Regions from separate parts of the Homo sapiens genome. Here region 2 is linked to region 1. A link is an interaction called in ENCODE POLR2A ChIA-PET data of the cell type or tissue named here. Cell type or tissue: OCI-LY7. All regions are shown on one strand. Each heading gives the region's core, and the rest is flanking DNA. Links, peaks and the distances in the headings are about the cores only.

The links. ChIA-PET counts read pairs that join two places held together with the same protein. Peaks named below come from ENCODE experiments on the same cell type or tissue, not always from the same donor. Only the 100,000 strongest peaks of a DNase experiment are listed, where the experiment ranks them.
Region 2: POLR2A ChIA-PET joins it to region 1 with 5 read pairs; 1 of 35 experiments calls an interaction of 5 or more read pairs at or near these places.

The regions. Positions count from the first base shown.
Region 1 is chr22:49,378,845-49,381,756 of GRCh38, forward strand. No RefSeq gene overlaps it. Among named protein-coding and RNA genes, the nearest start is that of MIR3667, 160 kb to the right of the region's middle. In OCI-LY7, for the core only: no CTCF peak of the experiment used is centred there; a DNase peak (open chromatin) is centred at 1,807; H3K4me3 peaks cover 2,101 bases; H3K27ac peaks cover 2,500 bases.
Region 2 is chr22:48,103,549-48,106,460 of GRCh38, forward strand. No RefSeq gene overlaps it. Among named protein-coding and RNA genes, the nearest start is that of MIR3201, 170 kb to the right of the region's middle. In OCI-LY7, for the core only: no CTCF peak of the experiment used is centred there; a DNase peak (open chromatin) is centred at 1,454; H3K4me3 peaks cover 419 bases.

The DNA.
Region 1 (2,912 bases), core at 327-2,826:
CCCAGGTGCTTTTCCCAGAGCAGGGCGAATAAAGAAACGAGATCAGAATGGACCCTTGAAGACCAGTGGCGCGCAGGAGATGGACAGAGTAAATTCAGTAAAACAAATGTTCTGAAGGACAATGGGAAGCGTGATTGGAGAGATAAAAGAAGAAGTGCTATAAAGTCATTTTACAGAATTAATGAGGAGAGAGTTAAGCCAGAGGGAGCGATCAACAGTGTCAAATAGGAAAAGAACTCACTGTGCCCCTTGGATTTGACAATATGGAACCAGGTAGTTAATTTTTCCAGTGCAGACTTGGTGAAATAACATGACCCGGTTACAGGAGGTTAAAGACAGAATTGATGGTGATGGAGCAGACGTTTGGATAGGAAGAAGAGGACAAAGGCAGTTTCTTATCATCTTTAGTGTGGGTGCCCGTTTGAGCGAGCCTAAGAGTCATTTAATATCAGCTAAATTTCAGGAAAAACTAGATTTTGAGAAATATCACCCTCCTTATGTCTTTTTTCTCATCAGCAAAGTGTTGAATGGGTTCATTCTGCTTCCAAAAGAAAGTGAAAATCTGTGTGCAGCAGTGCAGTGGCTAAAAACAAAAAAACAAAAGTGGGGACTCCCACTTGCTTCCTGGAGGGTGTGTCCCCTCCCTCTGCTGCCTGCATTAACAGGAGGGTATTCAGGGCCATGGGGTGTGAAGTTGGGGAATAACGCACCTGCCCCCTTTCTCACACATTTGGTTTGCCAGTCTGTGCCACCTTGGGGAATGGGATCTCAGTGGGAGATTTTTTAGCCCAACTTGTCTTATGAGTTACTGCGCTGGGTCATTAGTCTTTACCGACCACTAACATGTAAGTCTTGCAGTTTGCTTCTCCTCTGTTTACCCATCTCAGAATGAAAGGCCATGAAATATTTAAAAGCATCGATTCTGCATTCCCCCGACATTATTAACAGGGAACAAAAAGTTATTTCATACCCTCATTTTGTCAGTTGCCTAAAGAACTCGAGGGACATGGAGAATTTCATAGCAGGCACCCGCAATATAACAGATTGCAAATCCTTTCAACACTTTCAGCTAAAAAGTCTGCTGAATAATTGAGCACACAGAATTGCAACCCACTTAGAAGTCTTCTCCCTAGCCAAAGGCGCAGAGGCCACCCTTGTCAACGTGGTCCCACCAAAGGTTCCACACTGCATGTGGTCAGTTCCCTGATGGAGCACTTGAGTGGTACTTCTGTGACCCAAATTGCAAAGGGTGGCTGGAAACAAAGGAGTCAGTCAGGTGGGAGAAAACAGAAGATTCTCCCAGGAAGGGGATGGTCATTACTTAGATTTCACCAAAGACCAGAACCTGTGGGGCTTAGAGGCTGAAGGGTGAATTAAAACAGCAGGATGCAGGCTTAGATCACAAATCCGAAAGGAGAGAGGCCACATCGAGGCCCCACTGTCCTGGATTAATCTCTACTTGGATGGAGTGTGTGACAAAGGCCTCAATGTGGCATATCCAAGCTCAAGGTGACTGCCTTTCTCCCCAAATGCCGTGCTTCTCCTGGCTCCCCAGCCTCGTAAAAGGGACTAAAAACTGCAGTTCTCAGGTTAGACATGAAATCAATGCATCGCCTTGTAAGGGATCCGATGAGCTCCACTCCTGCATCTGCACACCTCCCCTCAGTATGCAAATATCCCTGCAAGCAACACACACAGGATGCACCTGACCTTCTCCACTCAGTATGCAAAGATCCCTGCAAGCGACATGCACAGGATGCACCTGACCTTCTCCATTCGGTATGCAAAGATCCCTGCAAGCGACATGCACAGGATGCACCTGACCTTCTCCATTCGGTATGCAAAGATCCCTGCAAGCAACACACACAGGATGCACCTGACCTTCTCCACTCAGTATGCAAAGATTCTTGCAAGCAACACGCACAGGATGCACCTGGCCTTTGCCTCCTCAGAGAGCCTTGGCGTGTCTTCCCCATCCCTGGAAAGCTCCCTGCACCTGGTGAAATCTGAGTCACCTTTGACACCCCCACCTTCAACCTCACTTTATCCAACCTGGAGTCAGAGCAAGATCTGCAGCCACTTCAGGAAGCCCAATCATCTGGACACTTGGGGAGTGGATGGTGATGATCTGCAAGGTGTTGACTCGCCAGGCAGGCTGAGGGCAGTCCTCAGTCAACACCAAATGCAGCAGGCTCCAAGGTCTGAGCTTGGTTATGGTTCTGCTCTGTAATTAAAAGATCATGTGTCCTACTTAGCACACAAAATTCTATAAAAATTGCATGAAACAGAGCCACTCAGTCTAGAAAGCAGCTGATAGTGGCCGGCCTCAGCACACCACCATCCCCCACAGGGGTGGCCTTCAACACAGCTGCTCGTCAACTCATCCTTTCCCAAGGCTTCCAGGGCTTTCCGTGATGGAGTTCGGGTGTCCGCTCTCCCCATCCAGGTGTGTGTTCTACGAATCCACACTCCTCTCAATATCACTCCCCAGACACTTTCAGTCAGCCTTTCCTTTTCCTCCAACTCCGCTCCAACCAATCTTCAAGTGTGGTGATTTCGAGTAGAAAACATTTCTCCAGTCTATGAGGCCTCCATCTCTGGGCGATCACTCTGGTCCGAGTGGCCACCCATCTTTCTCCTGGTTCTGAAAGCACACTGTCTCTAAACCATGAATCTCACTGGGTCACACTCTTGGTTACCAGACCTCAGCTGCTTTCCACTGCCATTGGGTCGAAAATTATGACCCCACCTGCGATGTCCCACCTGCCTGGCTCTGCTTCCTCTGCATCCCTTCTAGTATGCACTCCTGTCCTGGAGGGCTGGCTGTCCTCCTGTCCTCATTCCCTAACCCTGCCCCACTGTTCCCCAGCTCAGGGCTCAGGGCTCGGGTACTGTGCGTGCCTCCTAGGAAG
Region 2 (2,912 bases), core at 235-2,734, 1.3 Mb before region 1:
GAGGACTGCTCTGAGCTTCCAACAGCCTGTCGCCCTCCGTCTGACCTGCACGTTTCCAACACACACTTGGCACTGGTTACTCTGCTCTGGATGTGTTCCTCGTGGTCAGCATCCACTGAAAGGGAGTGTAACCCCGGACGCGGTTGCAATCCTGCAATCCTGCAGTGGGTGCACTTTGCCCTTTCCCAGGCTGGCCCCTCTGTAGGGGGCTGGGGTCCCTCGCGTGCGGGGCAGCCCGTCTGATGATCTGGGCTCAGGGCTGGGGCCAGCAACACCCGCAGGTGTACACGGCATGAATCACAAACCGTTTTGTTTACCTGCGGTTGGTTTTTGTTTTAATCCAGGGAACAAGCAGGGCTTCACTTTTAACCCTACTCAATTCCATCTTGTTCACTTCAGTCCATTGTTTCGGCCTGTCAAGAGGTCTTTTCTGTCTGGACAATTTCCTCCACCACATTAGCCTCCCCTGTGAGCTTTGATCTGCACATTTGACAAGCAGGTCTGTTACAGCTCATCCAAGTCATTGATAGAAACGGACCAGGATGGGGAGTGGACAGGTGCCACTGGAGACTTCCCTCCAACTTGACATTGATCCATTAATCAATATGCTCCACAGCTCTGCCACTCCCTGACAGCTACAGCCTCTCTTCCAGGGTTCTCCATGGGGCCCATGGTAACAGAGTGGGGACTCCACACAACTCCCCTGTTGCCTGGGTGGGGAGTCTACCAGAAGTCTCAGGGTCCCGAGGAACGTGTATTCCTGGGCTGCACCCTTCTGAAAACCACAGTGGCCTGCCGTCTTCACGGGCACCACGCTGTTGTGGGTCCTGGTTACCCTCTGCCCGCTGACATCCTCTATCTATCGCTGTGTTGGCTTGGAGCTCTTCAAACCCTTCCAAGCAGCATCCCTGATGCCGCCAGCAGAGCCAGGGCTACTTCTCCTTGGCTGCACTTGGCTCATCTGGCGTCCAGATGCCCCTTGCTGCAGGCTGCACACCCTATGTGCAGGTGCCCAGGACGCCTGGGCGGAGGCTCCATGTCGTACTCATTCTCTGTCTCACCCTCCCCACGTCCAGCGTGGAGCCCTTCGTAGACACTCAATAAACATGAGCGTATGGACTGACCAAATCTTTCCATTCTCAAATGCATCTCGCAGGGCAGGGGTCGATACAGATGGCTTGTGTGGCCAAATGTGGCCCTGCTGCCTGCTTTTGCAGGGTCTGTGAGCTAAGACGTTTTAAAAAACATTTTTAAATAGGAAAAAATTTAAACATACCACTTCATGATACATGGCAATGATATGAAATTCAAATTTCAGTGTCTATAAATAAAGTCCCACTGGAACGCAGCCACGCTCTGCACTGACGTGTCACCCACGGCTACCCCCACACTGCCGCAGCTGAATCGGGGAGTTGAGGCCGACACTGCATGGTTCACAAACCCGAAAATAGGTGCTCACTTGCCCTGTACGTACGTTTGCTGATTCCCCGCTTGGAGGGAAATGGGTCTGCTTAGGACAGAAGAAACATCCACAGGCGAAATGCATTCATTTATTCAAGAAATATTGATTTGCAGCCAGCCTGCGGGAGGCGAGATGCTAGGTGGGGGCAATTTGGTAGGAATCTGGAGAGAAAAGGCCCTGCTCTCGCTGACATCAGAGTGAGTTAGGAGAAACAAAAAGCAAGGAAAGAAACAAAAATAATTCCGTATGATGAAAAAATGGTGTAAAATCCCAGGGAGGGGCAGCAGAGCCCCAGGACAGGGGGACAGTGGAGAAGACCTCAGAAGGGGGGCAGCCTAGGGGCGGGGGGAGAGGAAAGATGGGGCAGGTGGGCTGGGTGTGAGGTTCTTGGGGCAGGTGCAGCAGGGAGAGAGGCCGGGACAGATGGATGAGGCCCTGGCAGGCAAAGGGCTGGGCGTTGCTCCAGCGGGACCAGAGGGCTTTAAACAGGGACGCGCCACCATGGGATTTGCATCCTGAGAAGAGCTGGGAAGACCCACAGGCAAGCACCAAGCCTTGGGTGGTGACACAGGAGAGGGCGACATAGCCTCTGTCTCCAAAGAGCTCTTGTGTTTGCAACGTGAGCTCTCGGAAATGTTAGGTCCTGGGGGCCAGAAGCAGGGTTTTTTTTTTTTTTTTTTTTTTTTTTCATAGAGACAAAAAATAATTTGCTGCCTTGCTCATGTGTTCCTCCATCCCCCCGTTTACCCTTCCTTTCTCCCTCCCTCCTTTCATCAGACTGTACCCAGCGCTGGGGGTCCAGGGCACACACACACCCACATCCCTCTGCTCTCCCTGCTTTCAGCCCCTGAGTCTCTGGGAGCCTCCCTGTCACCCCGCAAAGTAGCACTGCACTTGCTCATCCCTTTTCTCTCTTTTTCAGGAAAGCTCATCATCATACTGTTTACCTATTTCTGTTGTTTGTTTGGTCTCTCTCTCCCTACAGTTTCACTAGGATAAGGAATATTTCTCTTTTCTTCATAGCTGAATCTCCAGTGCCTAGAACCCAGAGCAGGCGCTCTGGAAAGATTATGAAATAAATTGATGTAACCCTTGATTACAAGAATAGCTGAGAGAAAACTGAATGAATGGTGCCTGCAATGTCTCTTCCATGGCTAACACCTTTCGCCCATGTGGAGTCTGCCCTACTTCAGGAGATTCACAATGGACGGGACGCATTCTGCTTTCAAAGCACAGTACCTGCCCCTGACGTTCAAAGCCCGCGTTCTCCAGGTTTCTGATGTCCTGTTCTCCTTCTCTTCATGTGTTTGCTTTTCAAGCTGGCTTGGTTGGTGTTTCTCACTGCGGTTAACAGGGAATCCTGTGCAGCCGAGAATCTGCCCTGTCAGGTCCTCAATAGAGGGTGCACATGCCTCATAGATTCCCCCCAAACTCTCAGCACAGCCCCCAG